Regions from separate parts of the Homo sapiens genome. Here region 2 is linked to region 1. Evidence: chromatin loops called from intact Hi-C (ENCODE). Cell type or tissue: Caco-2. All regions are shown on one strand. Each heading gives the region's core, and the rest is flanking DNA. Links, peaks and the distances in the headings are about the cores only.

Region 1 (10,145 bases), core at 3,322-8,321:
TGGAAGATGTCATCAGAACCCTAGTTAATAACATGTGGTCTACCATTGCTACAATACAATGCCCTCCAGCCATCTCAGGCAGGTGGGCCTTTACTTTCCTCAAATTACATTCACAGATGAACAACCCATGCTCTATGAAGGAGTCGGGCCTGCATACTATCCTTCCCAATGAGGGAGATGTGACAGTTCAGGATTCAGGAAAGGACCAAATGGACTCACCAGGCAAGTGTGCTTTAGGATGGAGGGCAGGGTTGGCTCTGTGCCAGGAGTGTAGATTTCATCTGTTGGCTGCAAATGTGTGCCAGTTCCCAATGGAATGCTACTGTTCTCTGACCTGCCCTCAACTCATAACACAAGTCACAATTCACTGGAGTTTCACAGTACGTTTCTGTGGATGTTTGGAATCAGAAATGCAGACTCACAGAATAGCTGTATAGGATTTAAAGAGAATCGGCAGAGTTCAGGCTGCTCATTTTACAGAGGAGGAGGCTGAGTCTGAAGACTTACTAATTTGGCCAGGGTTGCATGGCAGTTTAGCAGAGTAGTTAAACAAATGGGCTTGAAACTCAAAGAGTCCCTGAGAATCTTAAATTGTGTGCCTTAGGCAAGTCTGCTAAAACTGCTATGTCTCAGTTAACTCCTCTTAAAACTGAGTAAGAATAACATATATATATATATATCATATATTATGATACATGATATATACATAATTCATGTATTATATCATGATACATGATATATATGTATTATTCATGTATATGATACATGATACATATATCATGTAACCTATGATATATATCATATATGAAGATTATATATATATCTCAGAGGTTATTTGTAAGAGATGAGATAGTGAATTCAAAGCACTTAGCATGACAGCTAGCATATGGTGACACAGCTATCATGCAAAGCCAAGTCTTCTGACTCGTACTTTAGTGCTCTTTCCTCTGAACCATGATCCCTCCTTTAAATAGAGAAGTTAAAAATGAACTTACAGAGACATTCTATGTGTACCAACCCAACACTATAGCACTTGATTTATGCATTCATTTTTATAACAACTATCATTTGAGCATCTATGTACCAGGGTGCTGATGTAACCATGCTGAGTGCTGAGGTACTCATGCTGAATCAGATGTGATCTCTTCCCACTAAGGAGAGAGAAGATTGTGCCTATGGTAGCCAGGAATGAGGTGCACTTGCAAGGAGTAGGGAGGAGTGGGGAGAGTCTAGAGGCAAGGAGATGAGATAGAAAGTTCTTGCCCTAATTTAGGCAAGAGGCAGCAGGGTCCTGAATTACCTTGGAGAAAATGGAAATTAGGGGAAAGGACAAAGAAATGAGGTAGGAACATGAGACTTACCCTTGACACATGATTATTATGTTTATGAAATATTTGTTTTTGTGTTTCTGACAAGCAATTTGCCTCCAGAATTGCCAAATGAGTCTGGTTGTTACTCCAGACTCAAGGTAACATCTGCTTATTGCTAGTGCATAGACCAGGGCAGGTGATGGGCTTTAGGCCTCTTATCTAGCGTCTTACACAAAATTGCAAGTAGACCCAGAATTACTAGTGCCAGGGCTGCAGAAATAGGAACTGTTTAGCCAGGTCTATGACCATCTGTTTTCCCTCCTGCCAAATGCATCGAGGGCATGATAGATCTGGCTTAGATGGTAACAAAGTGAGAGCAGAGTTGAGCAAATAGACAAATGTTTATCTTTTGCAGGAATGTGCACTTGGCTCTGGGGATTGTAGCTGTCCATCAGCATCCACACTGGATGAAACTGCTGAAGGAAGGGGCTCCGAAAACACCCACTTTCCTCAGCCTCTGCGGCCTTAACTCCATGTGCCAGCAGGTCAGGCTAACAGGCTGTGGTGCTAAAGGCATCAGGCAGACATATCTACTGGCCCATTAAGATTCTGTACCTAAACACTACCCACCCCGCCCACCCTGCCCCAGTGATGGCCCTGCCTTTCCTGCCAGGCCTGCTCTCCTCCCCAAGAAAGGGAAAATGGTTAGCAACTTTCAGAAACTAAAACAAACACAAAAGTTTGCCAACATTAAACTCTGCTTCACAGCTAAATGGACCATAAACTTTCAGCACCTTGAACAAAACTTCAATTCAATCCCTTCTACAGGTGCTGTGGGCACAAAGACTGCACAGTGTATTTTTGCCCTGGGAAAGAGTCTCAAATTATTATTTTTGTAAAAAAAAAAAAAAAAAGAAAAGAAAAAGTTGCCTGGAAAAAAGTTTCATTTTGTGCTTAGAAAAACAAGCCAAGAGGCAACGCACACCCCCTTTCTCTCCATTCTCACTTCCCTGCACTCTCACGAGAAGATTCCAGCCCACCTTGAAACCCAGCATGGATACTAGAGAAGACATCTTTTTCTCCAGTTTTCAAATAAGCCTCCAGGATGAGGCACACGCAGACCTTTCCTGCTAGCCTGTAATTCACCACCTTCTAAAAGGACCAGGTCATGATACAAATGAAAGCAATGAAAAGCACAGGCCTGCATGCCCAAGGTCTGAGTCTTGCTCCCTGTCATCTTCGGTGTGACCTTAGCGTGTCACTTGACCTCTCAGGTCTCACATTTAGCATCCAGACAACTCAGGACTTAAGTTCTCTTACAGCTCTAAAATTCTGTATGGGAATGACATCAATAAAGTAATATAATTTTTTGTTCAAACCAGCAAAGATGTGCAAATACAAGGGGTAGTGAATAGCAATTATGCCTGGCATCCAGCAGAACTGTGCTGGGAACCAAGACCTGTGGTTCTGAGGGCTGTCCAGAGAGCGCCACGGCCATTCGCGTGCTAAACCTTTGCAACCTGAGCCCAGTAACAGGAACACAGAACATTCTCCAGGAGTCTGGGGCCTTGCCTCCATTCTCCAGCTGCTCCTCTCCCATTGTTTTCCCTCTCTACACGACTGCCCTTTCTTGGGCTCCCCATGCTCTAAGTTAAGTTGGCAGCATGGCAGAGATTGAGAGCACAGATTCTGGTCTCAGACTGCATGGGCTCAAATTACAGCTTCATAATTTACCACATGATCTTGGGCAAGTTACTTAAACTCAAAGATAGACTTTTCAAACATTTTTTCACTGCAATCCACAGTAAGAAATATATTTAACATAAATAATACTCTACGTGTGTGCACACACACACACATACTCACATAAATTAAAAGATTAATAAAAAATAATTATTTTTGATATTTTGTGAGCACCATTTGATTGGTCCTATTCTATGTAAATTTCTATAAATGCTAGTCATAATCCAGCAAATTGATTTCATGGTCTACTAATGGTTTCAGACCCACAATTTGAAAAACCCTGTTCTAAGCTTTAGTTTTCTCATCTGTAAAATGAAGATAATATAAATAATATCCTCTCTGTGGAGTTGTTATGAAGATGACTAAAATGTTCATATAAAAGCGTTTGGCCACAGTGCAGGGTGGCTCACGCCTGTAATCCCAGCACTTCGGGAAGTCAAGGCAGGCAGATCACATGAGGCCAGTAGCTCAAGACCAGCCTAGTCAACATGTTGAAACCCTGTCTCTACAAAAAGTACAAAAATTAGCCCAGCATGGTGGTGCACACCTGTAGTCCCAGCTACTCAGGAGGCTGAGGCAGGAGAATCACTTGAACCCGGGAGGTGGAGGTTGCAGTGAGCCAAGATGGCACCACTGCATTCCATCCTGGGCAACAGAGTGAGACTCTGTGTCAAAAACAAACAAACAAACAAACAAAAGGTTTAGCTTGGAAGGTAATAAGTGCTCAGTGAATATTAGTGTTATTATTACTCAAGGAAGGGCATCAGTGTGAAATAAATCTTATACTTCAAGTCCAAAAGGGAAGCTCCCAGTAATCATGCCCTTCATGAACCTGTACATGAATCAAATGGCTTTTCCCATTGGGCATGCATGCCATGCCATCAAGCAAGTCAGAATTTAAGCTTCTGTGCAGGTCAGTGAAGACATGGTGCTTGCCACTGCAGCAGCAGCCATCTTGCACACATGAGGTGCCACACCTGAGGAAGGAAGAACAAAGCAATGGAAAGACCAGTGTTTTGGTATTACTGAGTTGCTGAACCAATCCTGGAACTGGATCTCAGGCTTTTTATTTAAATCAATAAAATCTCCTGATGTTTAAAAGGCAATTTTATGCAAACCAGCTCATTACCTCCTACAGTGTCCCTTCCCTCACCAACAGGAAGTGGCTCCACATTTCAATTGCCTTTTTGCCCTTGAGAATCAGCATTCCCTAAACCACCACTATTAAATTTGGGACTCTGAAACCACAGAAATACCCTACAGTAGGAAATCCCCCTTGGGTGCCTAGACTCTCTATCACCTTTGCAAAGCTTTTAAGTAAAAAAGGAAAACCTCAGGCTTCCCACTTAGCCATGGAAAGTGGTACCACCTTCAGAGGAAAGATGGGGGATTCAGGAGCACCACCTCCAATTTTAGGAGGTGCCCCTGATTTCCTCAAATACTGACAGGTAATTTAACCTAAACAATGGAGAGGAGCCCTGCTTCAAGATGCAGTGCTAGGCTCACCCTGACCAGCACTTGGTAGATAAGAAAGAGAAAACAACTTACAAATTCTTCAGTGATGCTTGGCTCAGTACTTAGCTCGCTGGCTGGCTGACTTTGCAACTACTTCTAGTTAAGGGTTCCAAAGGACTGGAAGGTAAATAACCAGCAAGGTGTCGTAACACTGAGACAGAGTGAAATATTATTTCCACCCTCTCGTGACCTCGGTGGCCATTTTCCAGCTCTAGGGCCAGTCTGCACATGACGATGAGTGGTATCTGATGGCTGGTCCTGGCATGAAGTGTGAGGGAATGCCAGTTTAGGACTTGAACCTTCCATCTCCCACTGATTCCAGTCAGAGTAATCCAAACCTAGTCTGTCTTTTCTTTCCCTTATGCTGCAAACTTTCCCCTGTTTTAGTCAAAATACACCAGCTTAGTAATTCTGGCTGCCACAGACTGAATTTTGAGCCTCACCAGTTTCCAAATAATTAAGACAGAGAAAGTGAGTTAAATAAAATATGGCCAGATTAAATAAACAATTCGGTACTTTAGGAGAAGAATTCAGGCTGGGTCTAAGATAGGCGCCTAGCGCAGGGCTCTGCAGCAGACATAAGGAAGTCTTAAGTTGGTTTTCAATAGGTGTACCTAAGGGTGCATTTGATAACAACAACAAAAAGAGAGATGGAAGCAAATATTTAACAAGCACCTATTATCTATCAGGCACTACATATACATTCTCTCATTTTCTTCTTACAAAGTACACGTATCCTAGCAATTATTTCCATTTTAAAAAACTGAAAATGAAAAATTACTTGCTCAAGATCATAAAGCAAGTAAACATTAGAATTAGGATTTAACCCTAGGCCCTTCTTGTGCAGGAGTCATGCTCTTTCAAGCACACTGTGCTGTCCCCCGGGAAGAGTGAGGGTTATCAGGAAAAGCAGTGGAATGGCAGAAAAGAAGAAGGGGAAGGATTTTAAAACAGGGAAAAGAAAGGACAGAAATACATAAAAATAAGAAATGGGAACAGGAAGGACTGCAAAGATTAAGGAAGAACGGTTGGTGAGTACCTTGGCTATTTAGTGGAATTTGGTGATTCAGAACTGGGAATGGACAGTAAGCCCCTTCAAATACCCTGGGGAAGCCAAGATTGTCATGGAGCTGTTCTTTTCTCTATCTCAAGTACAAATGTCTCAAAGAACTCTAAAAGCTACTTAAAGCAAGAGCAAGGAACTCAAACTAAGTTCTTATTGAGTGGTGGCCAAAAAACAAGCTGGACGAGTTTCCAGATGATACTGCCGGGATGATTCTTTTAGCTGACAGTTACCAAAAAGGAAGGCTTTCAGGACATGTCAATAGCAGATCTTACGCCTTCTCTGACCTCGGCCTTCCTCAGAGTCTTTTAGCTGTAATGAGCAAATATTAGCATAAGAGACAGGGACCAAATATTTGTTTAGTGTCTGTGTTGATTATTAAGCTGTTGCCTGTAAACTCCACACTCACCCTTCATTCTCAGCTTTGTGTTGCTGGGGCTGGGCCTCTGTAATCACATTTCAGCTTTGCCAGAGGGATTTCTCTTAGGCTGCCAGTAGTGGGGCACTAGAGGGAGTCTGGAGGCAGTGGGGAAGAAGGGATTTGTTCCTTCTGTTTTTTTGCTGGTCCTGTCAGTATCATCCCAGCAGCCCTTAGCTCCAGTTTGCAGTTATTTTCCTCACTACAAGAACACACTCCCTCAGTGATAGCGTCTGTCAACCAGAACCTCCTCCCCAGATATTGAGTCCCTGTTTTGAGGGTCCCTGCTCTGAGTCTCCAACGCACCTGCCTCCACCAGGCAGCACCCCTCCCTCCTGGTCCAGTTTCCAGCTCTGCAGGGCCCTCCTCCAAGCTTCCAGATCCCAGGCACCTGACGCATCCCTTTTGTTCTCTCAGCCCTAGGGGTAGCGATTGCTTCCTGCAGTTGCTAGCTCCGTGACCCTCCAGTGGTCCTCCTCCTCACTTTCAGTGCTTCAATTCCTTATATTAAGTATTCTTTATTAGGAAAACTGATGGGTGTCTGTTTTCTGGACTGGCCTTTACCTGATTTGTTATCACTTCTGTCTACGTCCAGGACAATATTGAGCAATATTCTGAGGCTATACTGTGTTAAAAGGAAACTTCAGACAAATTAAATTTAACAGAGTTTAACTGAGCAAGAAAAAAAAATTCATAAATTGGGCAGCCTCCAGAATCACAACAGATTCAGAGAGAGTCCAGGGATGCCTTATGGTCAGAACAAATTTATAGACAACAAAAGGGAAGTGACGTGCAGAAATCAGAAGTGAGGTACAGAAACAGCTGGACTGATTACAGCTCAACATTTGCCTTTTTTGAACAAATCTGAACACTCAGCAGTGTATGAGTGGTTGACGTATGGCTGCTGTGATTGGCCAGACCTCAGCTATTGTTACAGGCACATACTCTTAAGTCAGGTTTTCAATCCTATCTGACTATAAAGTTAGGTTACAGTTTGTCCTCATGGACTCAAATTTAGAAGTATGGCGTCCTTCTCAGGCCATATTTAGTTCAGTTTAACAAGTGCATATGGCTTCTGACAAAGGTGTGGCCCCTTTAGGACTCCAAAGACGCTGTCACTTACATGGTATTCAGGGAGGACACAGAGGATCTGTGAGCAGCCTGCAGCCAAGCTTTGAGATCATATTGAGATTTTTTTGTAATATATGAGGAGTGTTCTGGCTCCTTTTATTACTTTCTTCATAGCAAAAATTGGGGGTCCAAGTTGTCGTTAAATTGAAACTCTCTCACTTACCCTGAAAAAGATTTGACTGTGAGCATAACATTGTTACTTCATTCAAGACATGGAAGCAAAAGGGTTAATTAGTGCTGCTCACAAAATAGTTCTACTTTTTCTTCTTCCAATTATATGATTGGATAACCCTTCCCTCCCTTGAAGTCAGGGTTGCCATGTGGCTTACTTTGGTCAATAGAATATGATTGAGAGCAATACTGTGGTACATCCATACAGTGGAATATTATCCAGTGATAAAAAAAAAAAAAAAAAGGAAAGAAAGAAAGCCACAAAAAGACATGGAAGAGAGCCAAGCGCAGCGGCTCATGCATGTAATCCCAGCACTTTGCGAGGCTGAAGTGAGTGGATCACTTGAGCTCAGGAGTTCAAGACCAGCCTGAGCAACATGGCAAAACCCCATCTCTAAAAAAAAATACAAAAAAATTTTAGCTCAGTGTGACTCTGTGTGCCTGTAGTCCCAGCTACTGGGGAGGCTAAGGTGGAAGGATCACTTGAGCTCAGGAGGTCAAGGCTGCACAAAGCTGCAATGAGCAGAAATCATGCTTGGGCAACAGAGAGAGACCCTGTCTCAAAATATGTTAATGAGAGAGAACTCTGGGCAAGGGGGTGGAGGGGCAGAGGAGGAGTGTGGGGAAGGGGAAGGAGTGCATACCTGGAAACTCTACTTTCTGCATAATTTTTCTATAAACCTGAAATTGCTCTAAAAAGTAAAGTCTATTTAAAAATAATAAATAAGAAAGAAATATGAATATCACTTGTGTCACTTTTGTGTCAAAGCATTAACGGCCAGCACATGATTTGCCTTGCCACTCCCTTCCTCTTGGTCTGTAGTCCAATGCTCTACCTCTGAGCTATACCCCTTCCTTGCCACTCCCTTCCTAAAGATAAGCCTCCCTCATTGGATTAGAATTCTCCGGAGAGACAGAGACAATAAGATATATATAGAGAGAGATGGAGAGATAGAGATAGGAATTATCACAGGATTATGGAGGCTGAGAAGTCCCGCAATAAGCCATCTATAAGCTAGAGAACCAGGGAAGCCAGTAATATGAGTCAGTCTAAGCCTTAAGGCTTCAAAACCAGAGATGTCAATAGCATAACTTTCACCACAAGACTGAAGGTCACAAGGCTGAATGCCTGAGAAACTGGGGGGTCACTAATCCAAGCCCCAGATTCGAAAGGCTGGATAGAGAACCTGGGGTTCTGATGTCCAAGGGCAGGAGAATAAGGGTGTCCCAGCTCCAGAAGGGAGTGAGCAAATTCACCTTTCCTCTGGCTTTTTGTTCTAGTAGGACCTGAGCCATATGGACGATGCCTGTCCACATTGGGTGAGGCCACATCTTCCTCACTCAGTCCACTGATTCAAATGCCAATCTCTTTTGGAAACACCCTTATAGACATGCCCAGAAGTAATGCTTTATCAGCTATCTGGGTACCACTTAATCTGGTCAAGTTGACACCTAAAATTAATTATCATCACAACTCATTCTGGTTCTGTTAGTGAGAATAATCAAGAATGCATCCCTAGCTCGTCACTTCCAATGAGCCAGTCTTCAGTGGACATGCACCCTGAGTGGAAAAAAAGTAAAAACTGTTTCTATTGTTGTTTTAAACAACTTAGATTCAGAGATTATTTGTTATTGCAGGATAACCTAGCTTATCCTGACTAATACAGAGAGAGGAAGTCCTCCTTTAATCTCCAACAGAAATATTAAACAGCAATCAATCACACAATATTGGTTAAAAAAACAAAGATAATAATCATTGTTATTATTTTCATTATTTCTGGAAATAAATTTAAAACTATTGAAAAAACTTACTTTTAAAATTCTCAACATCACTAATCATCCAGGAAATGCAAATCAAAACCACAATGAGATGTCATCTCACCTCAGTTAAAGTGGCTATTATCAAAAAGACAGAACATAGCAGTTGCTGATGAGGATACAGAGAAGGGGAAGTTCTCCTACACTGTTCATGGGAATGTAGATTAGTATGGAAGTCCATCAGAAAACTAAAAATAGAACTACCATATGATCCAGCAATCCTACTGCTAGGGATGTAACCAAAAGAAAGGCAATCAGCATATAAAAGAGATATCTGCACCTCTTTGTTTATTGCAGCACTATTCACAATAGCCAGATTATAGAATCAACATATGTGCCCATCAACAGATGAATGGACAAAGAAAATGTGGTATATATTCACAATGGAATATTCATTCATAAAAAAATTAAAATCCCATCATTTGAAGCAACATGGATGTAACTGGAGGATATGATGTTAAATGAAATAAGCCATGCACAGAAAGACAAATATCACATGTTCTCACTCATATGTGGGAGCTAAAAAGGCTAAACTTATGGAGGTGGGGAGTAGAATGGTGATTACCAGAGGTTGGGAAGTGTTGAAGTCAGAGAGGAAGAGAACTTGGTTAATGGGTACAAAAATACAGTTAGAAAGAAGGAATAAGTTCTAGTGTTCACAGTAGAACAAACATAATTAATAAGAATTTATAGTATATTTCAAAATAGCTGCAAGAAAAGCATTATAATGTTCCCAACACGAAGAAATGGTAACCGTTTCAGGTGATGGCTATCCCAACTACCCTAATTTTATAATTATACATTATAGGTATGTATCAAAAGATCCCATGTACTCCACAAATATGTACAACTATTATGTATCAATAAAGACAGAAAAAACATTATATATAATTACATAATACAGACATAATGAATATGAATCAACTCTTAGTATATATGAGGAAGAAGTGCTTGAAAAATTTCTGTAATTTTAATC
Region 2 (10,145 bases), core at 2,360-7,359, 280 kb before region 1:
TTTAATTTTTTTAGTAGAGACGGGATTTCACTGTGTTAGCCAGGATGGTCTCGATCTGCTGACCTCGTGATCTGCCCGCCTCGGCCTCCCAAAGTGATGGGATTACAGGCGTGAGCCACCACGCCCAGCCTCCCTTTTATATTTTTTGCATGTAAATTTGTGGTGTGCAGCACAGGGCAGATTGTATGTGGGAAAATGAAAGATGTGTTGATAACGTCAAATGCCGAGATTATCTTGGTCTTCACTTAAAAAGCAATTCTTCATTATGCTTATTTTAAATGAATATAAAATGTTGTCTGTTCCCTGCCAATTTATAATTTATTGCAGGCAAATACCAGAATCCATTTCCTATGTCATTTTACCAAAGCGCCCTTGTACTAAATTTGTTTCCTTTTGGTTACTGAAAGCCATCATATAAGAATGCTCACTTACTCCCTCATTAGAGAAACACTTTAGTTAACAATTCTGCAGGCACTACTATGTTGTGGGCATAAAAGGGGTAGCAAATACAGTTTAAAGTCTAGGTCTATGGCTGGTGTCTTTGTGTATCGGTTTCTTTGTAAATAAGAAGGTGGATGCCATCTACAGTGACTCTGCTGACTCGATGGATAGATGATGGCGGTGTTGTACCCTTGTGTCTCTGTTTCCTCATTGTTATGCAAAGACTCTGGGTGAACAGCATTATTTGAGACAGATTGGAATTAACAGGCAGAAGAGCCAGTGGCTGCATGGGTCTCTGTTCTCTTGGCTTCCTGCAAAAAAGAAATGCTTAGGCTGGAACACATCTAATTACACTGAGGATCTGGGTTCCAGAAAACACTCTTTTCTGTGGCTCTCCCTTTTTTATAGAGTAAGCCTGAGAGCAGCCTGGAACGGAGTGAATAAGCATTTTGGGCTTAAGTTCCTGGAAGTCTGAGCTCAGGTGCCAGCTGTTTAAAGGGGAGTTCTGGGAAAGACACCCCCCCACTAACTAGAGATCTGTGAGAAGCTGAGTTTGGACATAGCCTCCTTGCTGGCTGGGGAGTCTAGGGCACCTGTTATCTGTTTTCAATACATTGCTAATTACCCACTGGGGTCATTCATCAGAGAATCCTGTTTGTCTTCATGTCCACTTCTGAATTGGAATATTGTTGCTAGCAGCTATCTTCTTGTTAACCTATTCATTGGCATAATGACATACAACAAGTAAATGTGATTGATTTTTAAAAATTGGACTCAACTATGATTGAAGTAGAATTCTGGGTCATTTTCATCACCAGAAATCATCACCAACAGCTAGTTATATCTTTATTTACTAAAATGTAATTATCGAGGGGAATGTGTTTCCATTTCAGTTTTGATGACTTATTTTTGGTTTTTAGCTGTGGGACAGTTTTTTTTTTTTTTTTTGCTTTATAATGCAGACTTTTAAAGATCCTACTTTTATAAACATTGAGAAAGATGAAAGATAATTTCACTGAGAAGAAGCAAATCTGTTCTGCTAACTATGGTAAATTTCTTTAGATGTTTTAGAATGGAATCATCCCATTTCAGCTGCACCAAGGTCTTCATTAAAGAGGAATGTTTAGGCTGAAACTTTTAGCTTTTATTAAGTTGGCAGCATGTCTTTGAGTATTTTTCAGACTATCTCATCTCTTTTTTCCCTTATAATCAGGTGAATTCTATCTAGGAGATAATGCATAAAATTATGAGAGAGTGAATATTAATCCAAAGTCTAAATTAAGGGTGGCCTTCCTGAAGTCTCTATGCAAAACTTATCTAATCATAAAACCCCCACAGAGAAAGATTATATAATTCATCTTGTTCAGTTGGATTTAGCAACTATTGGCCTATTGAATAACAATGGCCCTTTGGGGAGTGAGGCTGAGCCAGGAAGGCTCCAGCTATGGCCTAATAACCCCGATGCTGGGTCTCAGGCACCAGCTGACCTCTGAGAAACAGACTTTGGCATTTAGCTTTTAGTCTCAGCTCCAGGGTCAGCTCACATTGGCCAGTCTTTTCAGGGCAGTCTCTGTAATTGACTGGGCTTGTCCCAATTTTTTTCTTATTTGGGGAATTTCCCTTTTTCCCTTCATGTCCTAATAGGGAAGCCTCCCTTTATCCTTATTCAACCTTCACTGACTTTCTTCAGACAGCTTAGCTAAACTTCCTTATCTTTTCTGGTTGAAATATCCTCTCTCTGGGTGATGATTTATGTGCACACAGAGCTGATAAATGGCTCTTCAGTTTGATGTTTATATAAGTATCCCTTTACTGAAATTTTTGAGAGTCATCAATAGGTCTGATTCCTTGGACAGTGATCCATTGAGTCTAGACTAGAGCAACACTAGAGCTTGTAAGGATTCAGCTGATGTCCAAAAGAGAACGTTCCCAGGGGCAAAGAACATACCATATGCTCTCGCAAGCACCTGAGGGTCCTATATGATCTCTGCATAGAGAAGGATCTCCTTGGAACTTGAATGTAGCGTGAGAGATCATGGTCTGGAAAGGCAGGGAGGACCAAATGAAGGAATTGTCGTTTTTTGGTATTTCACTAGCTGCCAATATTTTCATTTTAATTTTTGGTCTGATTTTTCATCTGATGACTTCCAGGCCTGACCCCTGCCCTCTCAGCTGCACTGAGCTCAGATTACTCACTGCATTTGACTTTATTTGTAGAATGTGCTTCAGTCTCAAGGTCCCTGGAGTCCTATGAGCTGGCCACAGAACTACAGAAAGTAAATGAAAGACAAAATTATAAGGAAACAAGCCTTAGACATGCCTCTTGTCCCACCCTGAGAAGGACTTACTTCACCTCTAGTCATTGATCACATGTGGGAAAGAGTAAAGAGGCAATCATAAAAATTCACATATCCTTCCTAGTGCTGACAAGGGTCTTGATACTTCTCTGAAAACTGCTTCCTTGAAAGAGTGGACTGGCCTCTTTCCCTGCTGATATTGTCTTTTCTTAAGGGTTTGGGAGAAATTCATGGCAAAATGACCTTGGGAATTCAAACATTGTGTTTAAGAGATGACCGAGAGAGCTATGGAAATGAGACATTAATGTTCTAAACTCGAGAGAGCCAATGGGTTGTAGTTTTGTTGAACGCTTTGGCTTGTGTCTCCCCAAAAGGGTAATTAAAACTCATCTCAATGATCTGTAACCTCAGGCAGTCTTCATTGCTTTCTATTTATTAAAAAGTCGAAGGTCACACACCTGAGTTCCTGGCCTCTCTGAGCTTGAACATTCCAGCCAAGGACATTGATTTATCCAATCTGGTAGAGAGGACATCTCAACAAGCCTTTTCAAATCATAATGGCAGGGAAAGCAATAAAAATTCAGACAATTTTGATGATCCAGACCCCATATTATCCTAGACAGGATGTGTTTTCTTTGACGGTTACCCTCTCTCTTCTATCTGAGTCTTTCGGGAATCTTCCTTTTCTTTTTCTTACCTAGGGAAGGTTTACATGTGAAAATTCCCCATCTAATATAAATTAAAATACAGGTCATTTTTCTAGGATAAGGTTACTTACACAAGGTTTCAAGAGCTTTATGAGTTTAAATATTAACCCTTTGCTATTTCTTAAAACAAGAATGGAAGCCTTACTAAAGCAAGAGCTGCCCATTCTGTTTTTTTTTTTTTTTGAGACGGAGCCTTTCTCTATCATGCAGGTTGGAGTGCAGTGGCATGATCTCGGCTCCCTGCAACCTCTGCCTCCTGGATTCAAGTGATTCTCCTGCTTCAGCCTCCCGAGTAGCTGGGACTACAGGCATGTGCCACCAAGCCTGGCTACTTTTTTTGTATTTTTAGTAGAGACGGGGTTTCACTGTGTTAGCCAGGATGGTCTTGATCTCCTGACCTTGTGATCCACCCGCCTCGGCCTCCCAAAGTGCTGGGATTATAAGCGTGAGCCACCGCACCCGGCTGCTGCCCATTCTTTTCACAGACCACAGCAGCATATGTTACCCTACACTCCAAAAAAGGCATGGAAAGATGCTGCCCTGAATCCTTTTGGGAATAAAGGAGGGTATGAGTTAATAAAATATTTCCAACAATCATCAGTCCATCCCAGGAAAGGAATGTTGTTTATGTGCATAATTTCTTTCCTAATTATACTCCTTTTAGGAAGAACTTTTTGGCTGGAATTAGTTACAGAGATATAGTTGCTTTGTCAGTGTGGACATTTACTTGAAGTGCACCCCTCATGACACACGAGGGAATGTAACAGTGCAAAATAAAATTGTTTCAACAAAGGATCTGAGAAAAGTTGGGAAAGAGTAGCTTGGGTCAGGAAAGGAGGAAGGTAGGTGGCACTATGGAAGTTGACCCTGTCAAGAAGAGAATGGTCAGAAATCAGGAAGGGAACTTGTCTTCTAAAGAATAGGTGGCTAAAAGAAAGTAACAGTGACCTGAGGTGAAACCAAGTGGGTAACCATTGTAAACTTGTGAGTGCTGGACTCTGACAGCACCCTGGGGTGTGGCTGTACCTTGTATGTGGCCCACAGTTTGTGCCCTCCAGTAGAGGGGCCCTGGAGTGAGAAACAGCCCTCAGAGTGCCTGGAACCCTGAAGACTCCTTATAGAGGAGACTCACTAAACAGGATGAACAGATAGTCAATCCCAAAGGCAATCCAGAGAAGGAAATCTTGCTTATTCCTTGTTTGGTGGCAATAGAACTGACTAGAAGCTAAGAGATCAAGTTCCAACCTCTGCCACTAGAGACAAAGTCCAGACTTTGTTTTGCCAGTAACTACAGGTGAGAGCTGTGATTTCCTCAGTCTGACATGGCTATTCTTTCTAACCAGTGCTAGCTTCTCCAAACAAGCTTCACCCCAGAAGTGGTAAAAATAAGAATTTATATTGTCATTGTCATTTCTCTAATTTTAAGGGCTTAAAAATTAACTCTTTGTGATTAAGCCTGTATACGCTTCCATTTCCATTTAGAAAACATGCTCTGGATTTCTTAATTTTGTAGACATGGGGATTAGGAGGGTTTAATAATGTCACATTCCAAGATGATAATATGTTGCTAAACTTCTGGGTGCTCTAAGTTTATTCCTTGTAACAGGTTTGGCAGGAACAAAACAATTACAGAATATGTGTGCCTTTGCTGGTCCAGGTGCCAAGAGGAGCAAAGGGCTGAAGTAGTGAGTCATTTAGTGACAGCCTTGTCTAGTCCCAAACAAGCCACTTATCCTGCTCTCTTCTCCACTTTCTGTATCCATGACAACGGGAGACTAGTGCTTGGATCTCCTATACTATTTCTAGAGGTTGTGAATAATAAAAAGAGTAGCAAGGCCAGGAGCAGTGGCTCACGCCTGTAATCCCAACACTTTGGGGGCCAAGATGGGAGGATCACTTGAGCTCATGAGTTTGAGATCAGCTTGGGCAACATAGTGAGATCTCTGTCTCTACAAAGAAATTAAAAACTTGACTGGGCATGGTAGCATGTGCTTATAGTCCCACCTACCAAAAAGGCTGATGGTGGGAGGATCACTTGAGCCAATGTGGTTGAAGCTGCAGTGAGTTGTGACTGTGCCACTGCACTCCAGCCTGGATGACAAAACAAGATCCTGTTCCAAAAAAAAAAAAAAAAAAAAAAATAGCAAAGAAGCATTCATCTTGAATTGTACATAGTCTATCAAGTGGCCTTAGTCTTTCTTGGGGATATTTGTTTTGACACATAAATTAGAAGAGTTGTCTCTGATCTTTTGAATTGTCCACATACAGTGTGATTAAGTATTTCTTTAGTGAGAGCTAGGTAAATATTATGGACTTACAAAATGAGAAAACATGTAATCTTGGCTGCAGTTGTGGATGATAAATAAATATTGTTTTAGCTAGCATTTGCAAAATGATTCACAATTTATAAAGCCCTTGTATATCCTTGTTACATTATACTTTCAGGTTTCCAGAAGAGTGCTCGTTTTCATTTAATGCAATGTTCTTAGGGGAAGTTTGAGAAAACATCTATTGCCACTAAATGATATCCAACCACCCTTCCCTTTCCTTATTTTTCTCCTTCAATAGTCATTGTGTCCAGAAAAGAACTAGATTTTTACATCACTCAGGAGAGACTCTATTAGCTGCAATATAGTAAACCCACATATATGATTGGTTATTAACAACAAGGGCTTATTCCTTACTGATGCTTTATGACCATCACGGGTCAACTGGAGGCCCTTCCCCATGTCCTAATCCTCAGGTGCACAGGCTCACGGAGGCTCCATGGTGTCAGGCATTGTCAGTTACTCTGGAAGTGTCTGGGAATGTGGCACCCGCTCTCCAAGGCCTCCACCCGGATGTGACACATATCGCTTCAGTCATGTTGTACCTCTGCTTGTCTTAGATGTCCCTTAGCCACATATAACTGCAAGGATTTGGAAATAGCAATCTTACGTGCCAGAAAGAAAAGGAACTGAAAATATCGGTGAACAATACTAATGATTACCAGAATTTTATTTACAGTAGGCCTGAACTTTGGCAAAATTGTGAAGAAAGAAAATTTTATTTTGAGTGTCCCAATTCTCATTATCATTTTCCTGTGTTCCGTACTCCTTCCTTTGGCCTCTTCAGTCAACCAGGGCTCTTTTCTTTCACCATCAGAACTGGTTTGATATTTTTGCTAATTTGTCTAATTCTGAGGTCAATGTTATAGCTTCCGATACTATTTATATTTTTAGCTTCATTTCCGATGATGGAATAATAAGCTTTTCCTCCAATAATGGTTGGGGGGCAGTTTCTTTTTCTGTGGAGTAGTTGGGGATTGAGAGGTCAGAGCTAAGGGAGAGATCTCTTGAATTCACACCCTGCAGATGGGAGCACACAGGCAGCAGGCTCTGTCAGAGAGCTACAGCCAGCTGTGAGATGACAGTCTCTTTTCTCAATGAGCTTAAATCATAGTAGTGAAGGAAACGCAAAGACACACCTATATGTTAAACGATTCCCCCAGCGCCCCCCACAAAAAAATAAGGCATTTCTTAGTGTGTAATTGAATAATGGTCCCCCAAAGACATCTGCATGGTAATTCCCAGGATCTGTGAATATGTTATTTTACATGACAAAAGAAACTTTGCAAGTGTGATTAAATAAGGATGTTGAGATGTGAAGATTATCCTAGATTATTCATCCCAAAGAAATCACAAAGCTCTCCATAAGAGGGAGGCAGGAGGGTCAGAGCTAGAGAAGAGTCAGCAACCAAAGTAGAAGTTAGGATGATGTGACCAAGAGTCCAGAATGTGAGTGGCTTCTAGAAAGTGAAAAAGACAAGGGACAGAGTTTCCCATAGAGCCTCCAGAGAGAACAAATTCTTATTTTAGTTTCGTAAGACTCATTTCACACTTCTGACTTCCACAACTGTAAGATAATCAATTTGTGTTGTTTTTAAGCCACGAAGTTTGTGGTGATTTGTTATAGCAGAAATAGGAAACTAATATATAGAGACTGTTTTAAAAAATGGTTCAGAGTGTAAGCTTCAAGGTCAGACAGAGATGAGTTTGAATTCTGGGTGAGCCAGTCCCTCACTATGAGTGTTGGCTCAATATATACAACCTCTCTACTCCTCAGATTCCTCACTGGTAAAAGCAGGGCAATGTTAACAGCCACTTATAAAGGTTGTTGTGAGATTAAATCAAATATTTTTTGTTTGGCCCACAGTACAGCCTCAGAGCATGTTACATACAAATGTAAACTCACAAGCATTACTGCCTGGGATGCCGCAACATGTACAATTATAACAATAACGCTTTATACATGCATAGAAATTTCCATCTTCCAGAGCATTTGACTTATGCAGATTTTATGTAATCCTTAGTTAAATTTCATGAGAGAAATCAGAACTAGTGAAGGGGCAACAGGAAAGGAGTCAGGCTGGTTGGAGACAGGCATGACTGGCATGGCTAGTGCAGACAGCTTCTTGGAGCTCAAGTGACACCTGAGCAGAGATTGATGGAAGATATTATTTTCAGTTCAAAAATATCAACTGAATACAAAATGTGTATTTTGTGTATATCATTTGGCCCACACTGTGTCAGGCCCTGGAATGAAGGTTGTAGGTATTATCAAACAGAAGCAAAGTGTATGAATCAAGAGAATGGCCTTTGCTTGGTTGACATAGTGTCCCGCCCATCGCTCAATGCACATCACTTCTAGCAGCTAATGCCTTGAACCTTTAGAACGTTGTCTCCTGTAGGATAATGGTTTTGCAATTTCAGTGAAAACTATCGTTGTGTTCTCTGAAATTTAAATACGTTGTGGCTATGGGAATTAAGGACAGCTCACATGAAACTAAGAGGTGTGGAGTTTGAAAATTTACACTCATGGTTAATTGTGTGACTTTGCTATGAGAAAGACCAGGGTTCAAGCTCTAGCTACTGTTTTAATGTTATTAACCTAAGTTCCCTCTGTGTGAAGTAGGACCAAAATGGTACCTACTCTCTATATCTTTTTTACAGTTATAGTAAGCACTCTAAGTTTTACTCATTATAATAATTATTCTAATCCAGAACTTTAAAAAAGATATCAGTTGATTAAAGTAACTAAAATAGCAAATACTAAGGTAACATTTCCTGAGAGCAACTTATAAGGAGAGAGTTTTCTATTCCCTTGTCCTGTTTTGAAAAACGTTCTCCAAACACATTTTCTCTCTCATATATTTCTCTAATATATATATTTGTTTCTTTATTTGGGGAAAAAGTCAAGAAAGCAAAAGACCTACCCTTTCATTTCAGAGATAAAATTTTAGGAAATCAACAAAGTCAAAGGGTCTTGAACAATTTGTTGTTGCTATGCTTTGTTTTAATTGGCTTTTATTAGAAATAACCTTAAAATCTCTTTTCTGAAACTACTCCACCACCTTTTTTTATTTCTGATTTTTCAGTCTCCAGATTGGAAGTACTTTATATCTATCTCCTAATTGGGACTCCAAAACTTCCCACTCCTGGCTCCCAAACACTTGCTAAACTTTTAATTGCTAAAAAATCCCTCTTCAAATGTGAGGACATCTGTGGGCATGGATTTATTTGGCTTTCTTCTCTCCCACTTTTGCTGCATTTTATGTAAACATTTTCAAGCTGCCTCACACAGATTCCTGTATGGTTCCCCCTAGCAACTTGTTTTGAGCCTGAACACTTTCCATTTATGACTGCTCCATGTTCCCTACCCCTTGGCCAATTTAGACCCAATGCCCTAGTGTTCTTTCCAATCAGTGAGCTGGGTGACAGCTGACAGGAGGTGAGTAACAGATGGGCAGTTCACCTCAAACCATACTTTGGTTTGCAACACTGAGAGTGATGATCTTGCAAAAGAAAAAGATAAGAAAGAGAGCATTTGTGGGGTCCTTCTTATTTCTCATTTTCCTGGACCTTCTTCTGGGCAATGACAATACTTCCAGGAGGCCGAGGCAGCTGACACAGTGACTTCTCTATATGCTGTTTCATAAGCTGAGTTTTCTCTGCCTGCTTCTTTTCTTCCCCACCCCCACCCCAGCTTTATTGATGTATAATTGACAAAAACGTCACATATTTAGGGAGTACAATGTGATTATTTGGTATACGTATACCTTGTAAAATGATGACCACATCATTAACACATTCATCACCTCATATGATTAGGTTTTTTGTGGTGAGAAAAAAATAAGGTCTACTCTCTTAGCAAATTTCAAGTGTGCGGTAGAGTCTTACGAACTATAGTCACCATGCTGCACATTAGATCCCCAGATCTTATTCATCTTATAATTGAAAGTTTGTACTTTTGGACCAACATTCCTGCTTTTCCCCCAACCTTTAGCCCCTGGCAACGACTGTTCTACTCTCCGCTTCTGGATTCAACTTTTTTAGATTCCACCTATCAATGAGATTATTCAGTATTTGTCTTTCTATGCGTGGCTTATTTCACTTAGCCTGATGTCCTCAAGGTTTATCCATGTTGTCACAAATAGCAGGATTTCTTTCTTTTTAAGGCTGAAGAGTATTCTACTGTATATACCACATTTCCTTTATTCACTGATCAAAGGACACTTAGGTTGTTTCCATATCTTGGCTATCGCGAATAATGCAGCAGTAAACATGGGAATGCTAACATCTCTTTGAGATCTTGATTTTAATTCTTTTGGATATATATCCAGAAGTGGGGTTGCTGGATCAAATCGTAGTTCTATTTTTAA

Evidence for each region. Peaks named below come from ENCODE experiments on the same cell type or tissue, not always from the same donor. Only the 100,000 strongest peaks of a DNase experiment are listed, where the experiment ranks them.
Region 2: a loop joins it to region 1, with 2.4 times the contacts of the local background. A loop is called at or near these places in 1 of 110 quality-filtered maps.

Annotation. Positions count from the first base shown.
Region 1 is chr15:38,869,220-38,879,364 of GRCh38, reverse strand. It overlaps a transcript of LOC105370777 not described here. Among named protein-coding and RNA genes, the nearest start is that of LINC02694, 180 kb to the right of the region's middle. In Caco-2, for the core only: no CTCF peak of the experiment used is centred there; a DNase peak (open chromatin) is centred at 5,994.
Region 2 is chr15:39,148,896-39,159,040 of GRCh38, reverse strand. The region is part of intron 1 of LOC105370777 (a long non-coding RNA gene); the gene reads left to right. Among named protein-coding and RNA genes, the nearest start is that of LINC02915, 97 kb to the left of the region's middle. In Caco-2, for the core only: a CTCF peak has its summit at 4,732; no DNase peak of the experiment used is centred there.